Regions from separate parts of the Homo sapiens genome. Here region 2 is linked to region 1. Evidence: chromatin loops called from intact Hi-C (ENCODE). Cell type or tissue: heart right ventricle. All regions are shown on one strand. Links, peaks and the distances in the headings refer to the core of each region. The heading gives the core; the rest is flanking DNA.

Region 1 (8,321 bases), core at 94-8,093:
AGCCCCCGGGAGGTTTGGAGGGGATGGGGGGCGTGGCCTTCTTGCTCTGGTTGACGGTGTTCAGTGCTTGGACGCGCCTCTCGATCTTCTCCAGGCTGTCTGATTTGCCTTCGTTCTGCCTGCCCTTGGCGGGCACTGTGTCCAGCTCTTTGCCAGAGGGGTCAGGTTGCTCGTTCTCATCCAGCACCAAATAGTGGGAAGGGGCCCAGCCCTCCAGCTCCCCAAACCTCACATACCACCACCCGCTCTCCTGCTTCTCCAGCACCTGCACCTCCACGCCCGCGGGGAAGCTGATCTCCGAGTCCTGGACCTTCTGGTAGGCGCTGCATGTCATGTACGAGGTGGCTGGCCCTTCCCATTCCTTCTTGGTGGGACATGGGGGAGTGGTGGCTGGGAGGGTGATGAGGTCGGATGAGCTTCTCCTAGACCCCTCACTGGGAGCCTCGGAGGCCGTCTGCGGGGGCAGCTCCGAATCCTCACTCTTGGAGCCCTTGAGCCCTCCACGGAGCTGGCCTGTGGGTCTCAGCTGGCGCCGTAAAGTGCTGATGTCCATCTTCTCTTGGCTCTGCGACTCTGCTCGGTTTAGGAATGGCTTGGGCCGGACCGATGGCTTGGCCCGGGGACAGGAGGTCAGCCCAGCGTTCGCATCAGCATCCTTCTTTGCCCTGACCTTGGGAGTGCCGCGGATGCCTGCGTCCGAAGCAGAGCGGGGCTTCAGGTCGCCACTGGTTTTGGACAAGGAAGAGGAGGAGGAGGAAGAGGAGGAGCAGCAAGTGGTGTTGATGGTGATGGATGAGGAAAAGGAGGCTGAGGAGTGGTTCTTCCCCATTTCTGCCTGGGCATTCTTCTCTGCCTTGAGCTTTAGGAGTGATGATGACTTGGGGGAGCCTGATTTGGGGGAGTTTTTCCTGGTCAGGGACAGCGAGGAGCTGCCTGGGGAGTCGCTGTCCCCGGAGGAGCCTCTGGCTGACAGGGTGTCCTCTGCATATGGCCGGAAGCCCTCATTCTCATAGATGGTCTCCTCTTCCAGGGCCACATCCTCTGAAGACTCACCCACCTTGAAGCGGGCCCGCTGCAGAGAAGAGGCCGGCGAGGGCCGGTGGGGCTGGGCAGGCCGCCTCTCCCCTGAGGCTCTGTCCTCCACGGGCTCCTCGCTCAGCTCAGGCTCTGAGTCAAAGCCGAATGCAGGGATGTCATACTCAGGCTCCTCATACTTGAGCTTCCGCGGGGAGTCCTGGCTCTCACTGGCCCCCGTAGGGCCCTCCTCGGCCTCCTTGGGCTTGCTGGGGGGTGCTGGCGGGGGCACCTTGGGCCGGGTCAGCGTGCTTGTGCGGCGGCTCAGGTTGGGCTTCTTGCGCTTATCGATGTATGATGCGGGGGCCCAGCCCTCCTTCTCACCGATCTGCACGTACCACCAGCCACCTGAGTTCTTATCAATGACCTGGGGTACGAGTGCAGACAAGCCAGTGAGTTGGGAGGATCTGGAACCCTATGACATCCCAAGGTAGGAGTATCATACTTTGGCTCTGGGATAAATTATCTCCATTTTACAGATAATAAACCGAGCCACTGAGTAAGTGGCCCAAAACCCAATATAGTAAATAATGCACCAGAATTCAAACCTAGGTCTCTATCATCTCATGGTTGGTGGGTTCCCACTTGCCAAGTTCCCTCCCTGATCCTCCATGTCTGTGTTAACAGCCGGGTTGAGCTGGCCCACTCTGCCTCCCCCTAAACTGCACTGTTCCCAGTCCCTACAATCCTGCCAGTAGACTAAGGACACGTATGAAGAAAACACTGCCCTTCTGCTGCCCCTTCCCTCCTCGTACCCTCGATGTTGCTAGGTCCTCCCTTTGAGTTCCTTGAAAGGGTCTCTAGGGTCAGAAGAGTATGGGAAGATGCAGATGAAGTGACCTGGGAGGTACAGGCCCGAGGCCAGAGCCTCTCTGCAGAGCCTTTCCCCAGGATCCACCCGCTGTGGTCATCTTACTGGAATCCCACTGAAATCCCACTAGCTGAAGAGATTTCTTTGGGTTGATTGGTTTCCTGTAGGAAGGGCAGGGGGCTTTCAGTCATTTCCATGTTAGTATAAACTGGTTTAAGGAGCTTCTTCCTTAACTTCTGGAGATCAACCAATGGCCAAAAGTGTGGCTGCTGGTTGTGCTGGGGTCCATTTGGACTGGGGAACATAAAGGGCAGATAACTGGGGATTGTGGGACACTCCTGGAGGAAAAGGTCCTGGGGTGGGGAAGGGGTAGCGTGAAAACACTGGCACTATGGGAAGAGGGCCAAGGAGGGAGGGAAAGGTGAAGAATGCAAAGGCAAGAAGAGACCAGTCCTCTGCATCCCCCACTAGAAGAGAAAGATTTTCTCCTTCTTTGGGTCCTACATTCTGTCCTTCACCCTGCCCCAGCCCTGTACCTACAGTTCAAGCACAGGTGGCTCCTGAGCCTGACAGTTCTGCCACATTATGCTCTTTACAGACTCTCCTGGAAACCTCAGTACAGAGAGAATGATTTTTCTTGGAAATTTAGTTGCAAGTTCCAGGCATGTGATTTAAAACATTCACATTGGGAATGTCACTGCTTTAGAGGCAGAGACTGCCCAATGAGTCTGACAGGTTCACTTGTATTAGATGGAGTTAACTCAATTACTACACAAAGCCACTCAGAGAATTGACTAAGTTACAGCTCTTCTCTGCTGCCGGGAATACCATGCTCAGCCCCAGCCACAAAATAGAGTGGCATGAATGCTGGAAGACATGCTGGGGGGTGGAGGGGCGTCCCAGGATCTATCACCCTGTTTTGCAGAGAGAAATGCTTAAAGTTGGGGGTGGCGGGTGAGAGAAGTGACTGCATCAAAGGCCAGGGGTCATGTGGTGTGGACTTGGCCAGAGCCCAGGTCCCCAGTATCTCAGTCTACCTGCCTGGTCCACATCCTCCTAACAACACTTCCTGATGTGGCTTCTGCAGGATCCTGGCCCTGAGATGTTCCTGGGAGAGAAAGCTTGTGGGGTTGGGCAATGCTGTCTATTCTAGACCCCTTGTAGGTGACACTCCCAGTGACATCCTTGTATCCTAGGCTCTGGGAAGCCCTGCAATTAAAACAACAAATGGGTTGGATTTTGTTTAATCCACTGTCCTGCAAGCTCATTTGACCAAAGAAGCCCTTTGTTTCAAGGCCCCCCTGTCACAAGCTCCTGCACATGCTCTGGGAAATGTTGTGAGACAAGCCCTGTGAGCTCAGGGTGGAGCGTGAGAGCTGGGATCTAGTTTAGGCCATGGCACTGGCCAGCGCCAGGCAGATGCTCATCTTTGTGGGGCTCATTTCTGTACCTTTCCTGCCTGCCTGCCCCTCAGGAATCTTACTAGCAAGGCCTAAAATGGGAAATGCAGTAGGTTTTCCACCACAATGAGTTAAAACCCTCGGCCTCATGGCCCAAGGCTTACCTCTGCCTTCTGTCCACCCCGAAAGCTGATGCCATCGGAAATGCACGACTGGAATTCGGCAATGGTGTAGTACTCCACCTCAACAGAAGGGGGCTCTGGTGGCTTTGGCAGTTGGAACCCCTAAGGTTAAGGAACACACAGTGGGCAAAACCCGCCTAAATCAGAAGAGTAACTTGGCCAAGGGTTGGTCCCCACTCAGTCCCCAGGGGGTGCGGATGGCCGTTTACACCAGCTGGACAGCAGCTGGCCTGAGTACGTATCTATCATGGGAGTCTCAGGGTATATATCGCCAGGGGACTACTCTGATGAGGCTTTCTAATAATACTCAGGACTCACGGAAGACTTGTCTGAGCTATCAAAATTCTCACATTACTATTACTATCATCATCATCATCATCATCATCATCATCATCATCATCATCATTACTCTGAGATAGGGTCTTGCTTTGGGACCCAGGCTAGAGTGCAGTGGAGTAATCAGAGCTCACTGCAGCCTCCATCTCCTGGGCTCAAGTGATCCTCCCACTTCAGCCTCCCCAGTAGCTGGGACTACAGGCACACACCACCACACCTGGTTAATTTTTTTTTTTTTTTTTGGTAGAGATGGGCTCTCTCAGGATCTGGAAGAATTTGCTAAAAAAAAAAAAAAAAAAAAAAAAAAAGCTCTCCCCCTCCCCCTCCCCTTCCCTCTCCCTCTCCCCACGGTCTCCCTCTCCCTCTCTTTCCACGGTCTCCCTCGGATGCCGAGCCGAAGCTGGACTGTACTGCTGCCATCTCTGCTCACTGCAACCTCCCTGCCTGATTCTCCTGCCTCAGCCTGCCGAGTGCCTGCGATTGCAGGCGCGCGCCGCCATGCCTGACTGGTTTTCGTGTTTTTTTGGTGGAGACGGGGTTTCGCTGTGTTGGCCGGGCTGGTCTCCAGCTCCTAACCGCGAGTGATCCGCCAGCCTCGGCCTCCCGAGGTGCCGGGATTGCAGACGGAGTCTCGTTCACTCAGTGCTCAATGGTGCCCAGGCTGGAGTGCAGCGGCGTGATCTCGGCTCCCTACAACCTCCACCTCCCAGCCGCCTGCCTTGGCCTCCCAAAGTGCGGAGAGTGCAGCCTCTGCCCGGCCGCCACCCCGTCTGGGAAGTGAGGAGCGTCTCTGCCTGGCCGCCCATCGTCTGGGATGTGAGGAGCCCCTCTGCCTGGCTGCTCAGTCTGGAAAGTGAGGAGCGTCTCTGCCCGGCCGCCATCCCATCTAGGAAGTGAGGAGCGCCTCTTCCCGGCCGCCATCCCATCTAGGAAGTGAGGAGCGTCTCTGCCCAGCCGCCCATCGTCTGAGATGTGGGGAGTGCCTCTGCCCTGCCGCCCCGTCTGGGATGTGAGGAGCGCCTCTCCCCGGCCGCGACCCCGTCTGGGAGGTGAGGAGCCTCTCTGCCCAGCCGCCCCGTCTGGGAAGTGAGGAGACTCTCCGCCTGGCAACCGCCCCGTCTGAGAAGTGAGGAGCCCCTCCGCCCGGCAGCCGCCCCGTCTGAGAAGTGAGGAGCCCCTCCGACCGGCAGCTGCCCCGTCTGGGAAGTGAGGAGCGTCTCCGCCCAGCAGCCACCCCGTCCGGGAGGGAGGTGGGGGTCAGCCCCCGCCAGGCCAGCCGCCCTGTCCGGGAGGTGAGGGGCGCCTCTGCCCAGCCGCCCCTACTGGGAGGTGAGGAGCCCCTCTGCCCGGCCAGCCGCCCCGTCCGGGAGGGAGGTGGGGGGGTCAGCCCCCTGCCCGGCCAGCCGCCCCGTCCGGGAGGTGAGGGGCGCCTCTGCCCGGCCGCCCCTACTGGGCAGTGAGGAGCCCCTCTGCCCGGCCACCACCCCGTCTGGGAGGTGTACCCAACAGCTCATTGAGAACGGGCCATGATGACAATGGCGGTTTTGTGGAATAGAAAGGGGGGAAAGGTGGGGAAAAGATTGAGAAATCGGATGGTTGCCGCGTCTGTGTAGAAAGAAGTAGACATGGGAGACTTTTCATTTTGTTCTGTACTAAGAAAAATTCTTCTGCCTTGGGATCCTGTTGATCTGTGACCTTACCCCCAACCCTGTGCTCTCTGAAACATGTGCTGTGTCCACTCAGGGTTAAATGGATTGAGGTCGGTGCAAGATGTGCTTTGTTAAACAGATGCTTGAAGGCAGCATGCTCGTTAAGAGTCATCACCACTCCCTAATCTCAAGTACCCAGGGACACAAACACTGCGGAAGGCCTCGGGGTCCTCTGCCTAGAAAAACCAGAGACCTTTGTTCACTTGTTTGTCTGCTGACCTTCCCTCCACTATTGTCCTATGACCCTGCCAAATCCCCCTCTGCGAGAAACACCCAAGAATGATCAATTTAAAAAAAAAAAAAAAAAAAAGAACACAGGACAGAGGCAGACCCACCAGCAGGGAGAACACCACGTGAAGCCTGGAGTCAGGCTTCCGGAGTCCCGGAAGCCGGGAGAGAGGCGGGGAACAGGTCCTCCTCCCACGCCTTCCCAGGGAACGAGGCCCTGTCGGCACCCTGATCTCCTCGCCCCTAGAACTGGGAGACAACACGTTTCTGCTGTTAAGCCACCCAGTGTGTGGTACTTTGTTACAGCAGCCCCCAAAAATAAAGACACCATTCCATGTCAAGAAAAAAAAAAAAAAAAAAAAGAAAAATTGTGTTGGGATTTAAATTAGAATTTCATCGAATTTACAGATTAGGGATAAAATTGAATAATACCGAGTCTTCTCATCCATAAATGTACCTTATTTCCATTCTGCCAGGCCTTCAATTCATTTTTGTGATTTTTCTTCATCAAAATATTGCACATTTTAATTAAATTATTCTATTCTTTAAAAAAAAAAAAAAAAGAGAAAAAAACTAGAGACAGGGTTTTGCCTGGTCTCAAACTCCTGGGCTCAAGCAATCCTCCTGCCTCAGCCTCCCAAAGTGCTGGAATTACAGGCATAAGCCACTGTGCCCAGCACAAAATGCTCATTATTAATGCAGTAATTTCTAATCTTACATCTCTGGAGGTCTAGTTTTCAGATGCCTCAATAGCTGAATCTCAAAATGAAAATTAAAAAGCAGAGAAATCTCCTGTAATCGTAGTGCTTTGGGAAGCCCAGGTGGGAGGACTGCTTGAGGCCAGGAGTTTGAGATCAGCCTGGGCAAATAGTGAGACCCCATTTCTACCACACACACATACACACACACACACAAAAATTAGGTGGACATGGTGTTATGCACCTGTGGTCCCAGCTACTTGGGAGTCTGAGGCAGGAAAATAGCGTGAGCCCAGGAGTTCGAGGCTGCAGTGAGCTATGAACAGACCACTGCACTCCAGCCCAACTGACAGAGTGAGACTCTGTCTCTGAAAAAAAAAAAAAAAAAGAAAGAAAGAAAAAGCAGAGAAATCATTCTAACAAAGCACTTGCACACTGCCCTGTGGGAGAGGAAGGAAAGCCACTGTCCTGGAGTCTAGGGGTGAGGGCTGCAGGTGGGACTTCTGACAGCACAGGCAAGGCAATGGAGCACAGTGGTCTCTAGTCTGGGGTGTGTGTGTAAGAAGGCAGTGCGGTTGAGTGAGCAAAGTCTTTGGCTGGTCATCATGACAAGGCCAGATAGGCAGGCAAGCACTAAATAAACTCGCAATATTCTGTGGGCAGGGTAGAACTCATTGGAGATCCTCAATGCTTTTCAGAAACTGGCACAGCAGCATCTAAGCATGACATTCAAGGACATTTAGAAGCTGGCTTTGGCCCATGGTTTGTGAGCCTCACCCATTCATTTAACAACTGTTTGTTGTGTGTCTACTGGGTGCCAGACACTGGTCTAAGGCACCGAGCGCCCAGTAGGAAACCAAATGGACAACCCCCTGCCCTTGTGGATTGTATATTTTTGCTTCAATGGTCTTGTCTCTACTCAGCTAAAATGGACTTTGTACCCCGCTATTTATGTCCTCCCTCATGCAAAGGGGTTCAAATAAAGCAATTGGGAAAAAAAGGTGGGAGGGATGAGGGGACGGGAAGAAGCTTGGTGTAGCAGGAAGACCTGGAAAGACCTCAACCTTGGGGCTGGACTCCAATCATAGCAATTTACCAGCTGTGTGGCCCTGGGCAAAGCCCTTGACGTCTCTGAACTTCAGTTCTCTCATCTGTAAAATGGAACTAATACCAGCATCCTGAAGAGGATCCCTGAGATAACATACATCACTTTGGGCCCAGCGAGGGGCATAGGGAGAGCTCAATAAATAGAAGCTGGAACTCAGCACTCCTTCTGAACTTCTCTTCTTCCCAGCCTTCCTCATCCTTCAAGGCTCTGCATGTCCTAACCCCACCAGTTGAAACTGAGCTGAGGCAGAGTGAGTGAGGGGTGGGAGGAAGCTGGTTTTGAGGGATTGAGTGAGAATCTGCCACCTTTCCTGGCCCCAGGGCCTGGCTGTGCAGCCGTGCATGTGAGCAGACACAGCCCAGGCTCAGCCCAGGCCACATCTCTGGCCAGGTGGGATGCAGCTGGGCCTAACTGGAAACAGCAGCCCTGCCTCAGCAATCCCCACATTTGGTAAGTGTGGAAGGAATTACCCCATTCTTGCCAAAATCAAGTCTGCCTGAAAATAATTAGCCGTGGCTAGGAGAGATGGTTGAGAGGGAGAATTCAGTGTTTGGGTGTGTAAAACTCAGGAGGAAAAAGAGAAACTCCACTGGGGTCCATGGCCAAGGCAAGGAAGGTCTCATCTCCAGGGATGAAATCTTTAAAAACCATATTTTTATGGAGGGCCTACTCTTCCATAGACTGGTGCCATCTCCCTTAGCCAGGGCTGATGTCACTGACCACAGTAACTCTTGTTGCTAAGCCCAGATGTGACTTCAGAATCCTCCTTAACCCA
Region 2 (8,321 bases), core at 70-8,069, 60 kb after region 1:
CCCGGCTAATTTTTTGTATTTTTAGTAGAGACGGGGTTTCACCTTGTTAGCCAGGATGGTCTCGATCTCCTGACCTCATGATCCACCCGCCTCGGCCTCCCAAAGTGCTGGGATTACAGGCGTGAGCCACCGCGCCCGGCCTATGATGTGCTTTTAGCTAGGAGTGAAAAGGATCCACTAGCCAGAAATGGACTAGTCACCTCCTACAGGAAGCCTTCTCAGACCACCCCCAGCCCAAAGGGAATTCCTAGTATACTTTTGTTTTTTTTGAGACAGGGTCTTTGTTGCCCAGGCTGGAATGCAGTGGTGCAATCATGGCTTACTGCAGCCTTGACCTCCTGGATTCAAGCAATCCTCCCACCTCAGCCTCCCATGTAGCTGGGACCAAAGGCACACACCACCATACCCGGCTAATTTTTTTATGTTTTGTAGAGCTGAGGTCTCACTTTGTTGCCCAGGCTGGTCTTGAACTCCTGGGCTCAAGTGATCCTCCCGCCTCAGTCTCTCAAAGTGCTGGGATTATAGGCATAGGCCACTGCGACTGGCATAAACTATATGTCTGCCAATCTCCTTGAAGGCTAGGGGGCTTCATGTCACTAGCCTGGCTACAAAAATTGCTGAGGGTCTCCAAGTTCCACACAGCCCCCTTGGTGCCTCAGCCTATAGCCACATTCCCCACACGCCTGAGTTTGACTTGGCAAATGTGATGTGCCAGGCACATTAACCGCCCCATTTCATGCCCACAACATCCCCCTTATCTTCCATTTCACAAAAGACTAACCAGAGGCCCCTCTACAGCAGGCAAGAGACGACTCTAGCTCCCACAGCTGCTATGAAGAGCATCACATTCATTCAGTATGATTTTGTTCAGGCCCAAGCCCATCTGTCTTTCCATTGCAGAATAACTGCCTCTGATTTGTTTCCATCAGTCTGGTTCTTCTAGCACAGTAATCCTCAACTTGGAAGCACAGAATCACCCAGGGAGCTTTTTAAAAGTACTGATGCTGGGCTCCAGAGAGACAGGTTTCTTTGGTCTGGGACTCAGGCATGAGTAGTTTTTGGACATCCCCCCTGTGTCCCTATGGTGCTTGTGTGCACCCAGGTGCAAGAAGCACTACTTAGATCTTTGGGTCCTTCTGTAGGGGGAGGCTCCCTCCAACCTAGGGCAGACGGCAATGGCCACAGAACTCTAGGAAATCCCAAAGGGAGGCCTCCTTCCAGGGAAAGAAACCCACTGCCCCCCGGCAGTTTTCTCCCATGAGGTGTGGGCCCTGCAGGCCCATCTCAGCCCTTTGGAGAAGCAGAAGGGACCCTGCACAGCTGAGTGTGCCACATACATTCGCACGTGCACAGTCCCGAGCAGCCCTGCTAAAGCCGGGATTGTATTTCAGGCAGAAATGCAACCAACAGCCGGGCAGTAGGGCCTGCCCCGCCTCTGTACTTAGGCATGCCAGCTTCTGTGCCTGCCCCTGCCAGCTGGGCAGAGGCAGCGCCGGGTGCTGCGCTGACGGACTACCTCCCACTGTGCCCCTAGGGGAACAGCAGTGCCTGTTCCATGCCTGGAGCCTCTGTGGCCAACAGCACTTCTTAAGCGCACCCGGCACAAAAAGGGCCATCCCTGCCCTACGAGAAATGGGGCCTCCTTTCCCAGTGTGGGGGCACTGGATGAGAAGAGTGGGAAAGAAAGGCTCCAGCAACAAACAAGAATAGAGAGTTCTGTGGCAGGTTAGAGAGCCCGCAAGGCCTGAGTATGGCCAGATCATAGCAATAGTGACAGCAAGCCTTCATCAGTGCTGACTTGGAGGCATCCAACAGCATCGAGCTGCCTCGTCCAATCCTCAGAGCAACCCCATGCAGTAGGTCCTGTGATGGCCCCGTTTCACGCATGGGCAAAGCAAGCCTCATGAGGGTAAGTGAATTCTCTAAGGTCACACAGCTGGGATTGAACCCAAGCCCACCTGACACCACTGCCTATGATCTTAACTTCTGCACTGTATGTGGCCTATAATGGGCCACCGGCGCCTGGTCCCTAGGGAAGGGCCCATTACATCCCAGGTACCTGGGACACAGCGGCTGCTTAATAAAGACTAGAGTATGGGTTTCTTTCTCTCTCTTTTTTTTTTTTTTGAGACGGAGTCTTGCTCTGTCGCCCAGGTTGGAGTGCAGTGGCAAAATCTCGGCTCACTGCAACCTCCGCCCCCCAGGTTCAAGCAATTCTCCAGCCTCAGCCTCCCGAGTAGCTGGGATTACAGGTGCCCACCACCATACCTGGCTAAATTTTTTTTTGTATTTTTTAGTAGAGATGGAGTTTCACCATGTTGGCTAGGCTGGCCTTGAACTCCTGACCTTAAGTGATCTGCCCGCCTTGGCCTCCCAAAGTGCTGGGATTATAGGCATAAGCCACCACGCCTGGCCTAGAGTATGGGTTTCTAGTTGACTCTTGCCACCTCTACTGACCAGACCACAGTGCCTGTTAGGTGGCAGGCACTCAATAAGTGTGAAATGAACCAGTGAAACGCGTGAACTGGCAGAAAGATGAACAGAGGGACTCATTGGTTTGTGGTGTCAATATGAATACCTTGACTCTGATATGGGAATATGGGAAAATGAGCCAAACTCGAAGGGAGAAAGGGGAGATGGGGAAACTGAGGTAAGGAGGAGAAAGAAGCCCCAGCTTTGTGGCCAGAAGATGCCTGGAGGACGAGCAGGAGGTGCTGGGGAGTGGACAGACATCAGCTCATTTTAATCCAAGCCAAGAAAATCTGAGGCAGGGTTTCAAAGCAGAGTTAAATCCACACCCCCACACCCCTTCCCCCCACCACTTTCCTGGAAAATTGGCCTGACCTTCCTGAAGGCTGACTCTCTGGGACACAGGTAGAAAAGTTAAGGAAATATTCTCTAGGCATTGGAAAGCACAGACAGGCTATGGCCTCTCTCAGGAGCTGCTCCAAAGGCTGTGGGATGGACACACGGACACTCTGTCCTTCTGGCTGCCCTTCCCTCCCGTTGCACAGGCAGGCTCCCAGCTCTTCCCTCTGGCAGCTGCCTCTTAGGGTGTTCCCTGGCCAGGGCAGCCGGGCGGGCGGGAGCTGCGAGCAGGTATCCAGATGAGAAACCACTTGCAGGCCAGGCAGGCAGTGGGCGGTGATGTCATCCCACAGAGGCCACTCTGGATCCCCTCTCAGCCAAGGCCTGCAGAACTAGGGGCTGGAGGAGTCTGCCTGAGTGGGGAGGGGGCAGTGGAGGGAGCCTGGTGTCTTTAGATGAGGAGTGCTTGGCAGGAGCATGGAGAAGGGGTGTACCTCTTCTAGACAGCAGAGCCTCTCCTGGGTTGGAAGGGGCCTTTGCATGAGTCTGATCCAGAGATGGACCCTTGTGCTTTATTACAGAGCCCCTGGCTGGACCTGCTGGGGTCCCAGGGGTCCCCTGGACCCCTGCCCCACCCTTGCCTCACATCTGCATTCCTTCAACTACCACCTGGATGGAACCCTGGCTGCCAACTTAAACTTCTCAACTGGGCTTTTGCCAAGTCAGTCCCATGCTCCAACGCCTTCCACGGCTCCCTCTTGCCTATAAAGGACAAATTCAAGCCCAGTCTTTCTTGCCAATCTGAGCTCCCCAAGTTCCTTGATCCCCGTCCCCCACACCACCATTCAATACATCATTCATGATTCAACACATGTATCGAGCACCCACTAGGCGCCAACACCCAACACCACTGCTCCATGCAGCTTCTTACTTTCCAAGTCTGTGCTCTAGCTGCTGCCCCCTGCTGGAATGCTTTCCCTTCTCTCTACCAATCCCAGTTTCCCAATTCTCCCCAAGCATCTCTGTCCTCCAGGAGGCTCCTGATCACTCTTGTTCCCTCTTTTCTGTTCCCTCCTGGACTTTATGTTGGGCATTGCTCCCCAACCAAAGTATGTGCCTTGGACAAGAGTCTCTCGACACTCCAGGACTGGTGCCTCAGGACATGACATGGGACATAGTAATTACCTGAAATTCATGATGGAAATGCTTAGAATTAGAGTCCAAAGGTCTGAGGTCCAGTCCTGCTTTGCCCTTACTAGCTCTGAGATCCTGGGGAGGACACGTAACCTCTCTTGAGCTTTAGTGTCATCTGGAAACAGGAACAATAGCAGTTCCTACCTCATGGGAATTGTTCTGAGCACGGAATGAAGTGACGGGGCTTCAAGTCCTATGGAAATCATAGATGGTCATTTTAAAGCAAGTGGAGGGAATGGGAGATCTGAGGAGCAGCAAAGCTGTTGGTTCCTTCGTGGGCTCACCAGCAGGCAGCTCGGTGCCAGGGCTGCAGGTGCCAGGAGAAGGGTGGGGAAGGGAGGCCGGGGGCTGTGTCCCTGCAACATGCCCCTCCCAGACCCTACCTTCAGCAGGTAACGGGTACTTGCCAGCTGGATTGAGAGGCAGCTCAGAGCCCCCTGGGCCTACTCTGGGGGGATGCCAGGCTAAGCAACCTGAGGCCCCTGATCTATAAGGATCTCCAACATCAGCCCTTACCTCTGAGTTTCCTGTCTCATATCTCAAAGAACCCTCCAACCCTCCAGATGGAGAAACCAAGGCCCAGAGAGACTCTGGCCCTGGACTCGCAGTCTGGCTGGGTTTTCCCCCAGCCCACACTGCCTCCCCTGGGCCTCTCACTCCAAACAGCTGGGATCATCTTGAGACGTGGTTAAGTGTCCTCCCCAGGGTCACAGAGCTAGTAAGGCCCTGTGCTGGCCTCCACCCCAGGCTCCCCACGACTCCCCAACCCTGGGCATCCTACAAAAGTCCCTCTAGCCCCTTATAACTGGTTCCTCCCAGGCTGGACTGGGACTGCTGGCCCCTCCGCTATACGTTTGGTGAATAAAATGTATTGCTGTGGGCCAAGTGGGCTCTGGCTCACTGGCGTGTGGAGAGGGGAAAAAGGGACAGGAGCCCAGTGATTAGCTCAGGCCCAGGCCCTCGTCACAGGAAACTCCAGAAGGAGATTGCAACGCCCTCCGACCCACTGCCTTCTCTTCTCCTCTGGACTCCTCCCAACACGTTTACCTCCCATTCCCCGCCCACAGCTGCAGCAGTAGGGGCTGGGCTTTGGGCTCTAAACACTGGGGCTGGCCCAGCCCCACCACCCCACTCAGCTCCCACCCTTCTGCTTTGTCCCCTATTCCCCCAGCCTGAACCTCTGCTCTCAGGTTTGGGGCTAGAGGGTCAGGGTGTGTAACAGCCTCAAAAATGGAGGGGTCCCATAGAAGACCCTTCTGGAAATTCCATCCCTCCTCCGACCATCTCCATCCAGGAGCTGAGAACCCTGCTGTCCGGGATTCTCTGCCATGGTCCCATAAGACTAAAGGTTGAAGGCAAGTCCCTGACCCCTGCCCAGCTCCTCCCAGACACAGGCCAAGGCCCTAGTCCCTGAGGGCCATCTCAGCCAGGCAGGCCAAGCTCTGGATTGCTGGGCATGGGGGCTGTGACCCACCCTCAGTCACAGTCACAGAACTGCCCCACCCCCTGCCCCAAATCTGCAGCTCCCCAGTGAGATCACTGGAAATGAGGGTTGGGTGTCAGGGCCCGCTGCTCTCTGCCTCAGTTTACCTGCCTAAAGTGAGATGAACCATCTTTGGCTGGGCTCTCTCACTGAGACGGCCAATTGAGATAAGGCTGAAGATGGCGAAAGCCCCACCACTGCCTGAGCACTTTCTGTGTGCCAGGCTCCCCACGAGGTGGGATGGCTTCCCCTTAGGGAGGTTACACACCCCACCCAAGGCAGCATGGCCAGGACGTAGCAGAGCTGGAATTCAGACCCACACACCCTGGGTCCAGAGCACACGTGCTTACACGCTGAGCTACGTGGTCATCACTCAGCAAAGGGCCCCATGTTCAGATCTGACTGGGGAGGCAGAGGGCACAGCAAGTGGCAGACCCCCTGCCATGCTGGCAAACAGCTGCTGCACATCACAGGGAAGCATGCGCAGGGCCTGCAGGCACCGGCTCCCGCGCACACGGACCTGGAACACACATGCTCACACACATGCATGCACGCTGGGCAGTACCTGTCACGTCCTTCTTGGGCGACTCAGCCCAGCTGGACAGCCACACTTCCGAGTCCCCGAGAGCAAGCGGCAGCAGGAGAGGAGAACCAGAGAGAGAGAACGGTTAGGCAGGCAGGAGGTCCACAGTGAGTGGCTGCAGGCGCCGCGCTCGGCCAGCCGCGGGCGGAAGGCGGAGGAGGGAGGAGAGTGATTTCCTGGCCCTGGGCTGGCTGTTGGGCGTGGGCCCGTGTGATTACAGAGGCGCTGGGACACAGCCGGCTGGGACAGGGATAATGAGGTGTCCGCCGAAATGCAGGACTCCTTCGGAGCACAGAGAATCCCACACGATCCTCCCTGGAACGGGGCCCGTGGTTATCACAGCCCTGTACAAGGCAGCCTGACCCTTCCTTTCTGGCCATGTGGGTGGCTGGGTCCCACGGGGCCTGATGGTTGCAAGGATCCTCAAAGGCCAGCGGGCTCAGTGGCCTGGACCCAGAACCTCAAATGTCAGGGTTGGAGCACCCAGGACCCATCTCTAGGCCTGGGGGCACCACACCCACTAGACCCTGATGTGTCATCCAGCCCTTACTGCAGCCCCACCCACTGAGGAAGACAGATCGGCCCCAGCAGAGCAGAGGGAGCATCGTTTTAGGGAGTCTTGCTCCCCAACCCCAAAGCAGAAGGACAGGGACCTTGAGTGACCAGAAGAGATGAGGGCTCTACTCCAGGCTCAGACAGTGGTGTCCAATCTGGGCCTCAGTTTCCTCACCTGTGAAATGGGATTTAGAGTTGTCCTCCTGCCAAGAGGAAGGAGCAAAATCAAAGCAGCATAAAGAACTTATGATTGAGATGTGATACCATTAACATCTGAATGAGGCAGAAAGCTCTTGGTCTAATCAATGGTTTGCGTATTTCTAGAATAGAAGAGAAGAGGGCCACCATGTCAAAAGCATTGATGCAGTCGAACTACAGTGACTCATTTAGTCCCCATGGCAACCCCATCAAGTGGGTAGGCATGTTTAGCCCCATTTTACCGGGGAGGACTCTCAGACATGGAACCAGGTCTGGTGGCATCCCCAGGCTGCTGCTTTCTCTGCTGGGCTGCTCATCACCTCCAAAGGAGCAGAGCACTGGCTGCAGTGGGGACAATTAAAAGGCAACGCTGAATTGCAGGTCTGAGAGACAAACTCTCGCACTGCCCACCAGGCGCTTGCCAGGAGAGCAGCCTGACCCATTCAGAGAGTACTGATAAACAGCAGCAAACACTTATACAGCATTTCCCCTTTGCCAAGCATCCTGCTGAGCACTTTGCATATAGTAACTGGTATTTTTCCCAACAAACCTACAACGATGAGTACTATTATCCCCTCCATTTTGCAGATGAAGAAGCTGAACCAGAGAGGTTAAATAACTTGCCCAAGATCACACAGCTAGTACAGCAGTGTCCATCTCTTGCAGGGACACACACCTCAGCTAATCAGAGCTTGATGCTGCTCTCTATTTAAAGCACCTGACTCTTTCCCTCACTCAGCAAGCCACCTTCCAATTGCAGGTTGGCTCCCGGTGTAGAACTAGAAAGCCTGGCCCCCTTCTGGTTCTCATTGTAAATTAGCAGAGTGGGGCTTTGGTGGAGCGGTCTAGCAAGGCCTTTGGGGTCTGACTGCCTGGGTTCAAATATAGGCTCTGCTCCTTTGAAGAAGTGACTTACCCTCTCTGAGCCTGTTCCTGAACTTGTAAAAATCTGGATGATGTGATATACTTACCTTCTGGGTTGCTGTGAGAATTAAATTAGATAATATGTAATAGTGCCCAGTGCAGTGCCTACTACATAGTCAGTGCTTGATAATGGTTAGCCGCCACTGGCAGTAACTCCCATGAACGTGGTTAGCATAAGCCTGCCTCCCTGGGTTCAATCAGCTCTGGGGACACCCAGAAAATCATGCCCCCGGCCTGCAAGGACAAGAACTAGACAGTGTTCAATACTGGATGCACCAAGAAAAAGCTGGCACCCTGTTAGAGATACTGCCCCACAGTCACTCTCAGACACCGGGTTATCTGGAATGGAAGGTAGAGGGACTCCAGGGGACCTCACCCAGAGACAAACAGGGCAAAATCTGAGGTTACAGCCCCTCCCCAGGTTCAGCAGTCAGCAGCCTCCTTGGGGAGCAGGAGCAATGCTGGCCCAGCTTTCAAGCCCTGGTAGGGCTGAGACAAGGTAGACACACCAAGGGCCTCCACAAGGATTTAAGCTGGTATGGCCAAGGAGGTCTGGGTTCAGAATGTGGGTGTTGC

What was found. A loop is a pair of places that touch in the nucleus more often than their neighbours do. Peaks named below come from ENCODE experiments on the same cell type or tissue, not always from the same donor. Only the 100,000 strongest peaks of a DNase experiment are listed, where the experiment ranks them.
Region 2: it touches region 1 in a loop (2.7-fold over the local background); 40 of 110 quality-filtered maps call a loop at or near these places.

Annotation. Positions count from the first base shown.
Region 1 is chr10:103,602,349-103,610,669 of GRCh38, forward strand. SH3PXD2A (SH3 and PX domains 2A) reads right to left here. Exons shown (of 15, transcript NM_001394015.1): 14 at 3,450-3,569; 15 at 1-1,441. Among named protein-coding and RNA genes, the nearest start is that of NEURL1-AS1, 89 kb to the left of the region's middle. RefSeq lists an enhancer at 5,016-5,873. In heart right ventricle, for the core only: a CTCF peak has its summit at 3,537 (motif pointing right); a DNase peak (open chromatin) is centred at 3,533; H3K27ac peaks cover 313 bases.
Region 2 is chr10:103,662,558-103,670,878 of GRCh38, forward strand. It overlaps SH3PXD2A (SH3 and PX domains 2A), which reads right to left. Exons shown (of 15, transcript NM_001394015.1): 7 at 6,051-6,095. LOC124902495 (a long non-coding RNA gene) reads left to right here. Exons shown (of 2, transcript XR_007062276.1): 2 at 3,390-3,594. Among named protein-coding and RNA genes, the nearest start is that of SH3PXD2A-AS1, 80 kb to the right of the region's middle. In heart right ventricle, for the core only: CTCF peaks have their summits at 3,762 (motif pointing left) and 3,961; a DNase peak (open chromatin) is centred at 6,294; H3K4me3 peaks cover 1,590 bases; H3K27ac peaks cover 6,785 bases.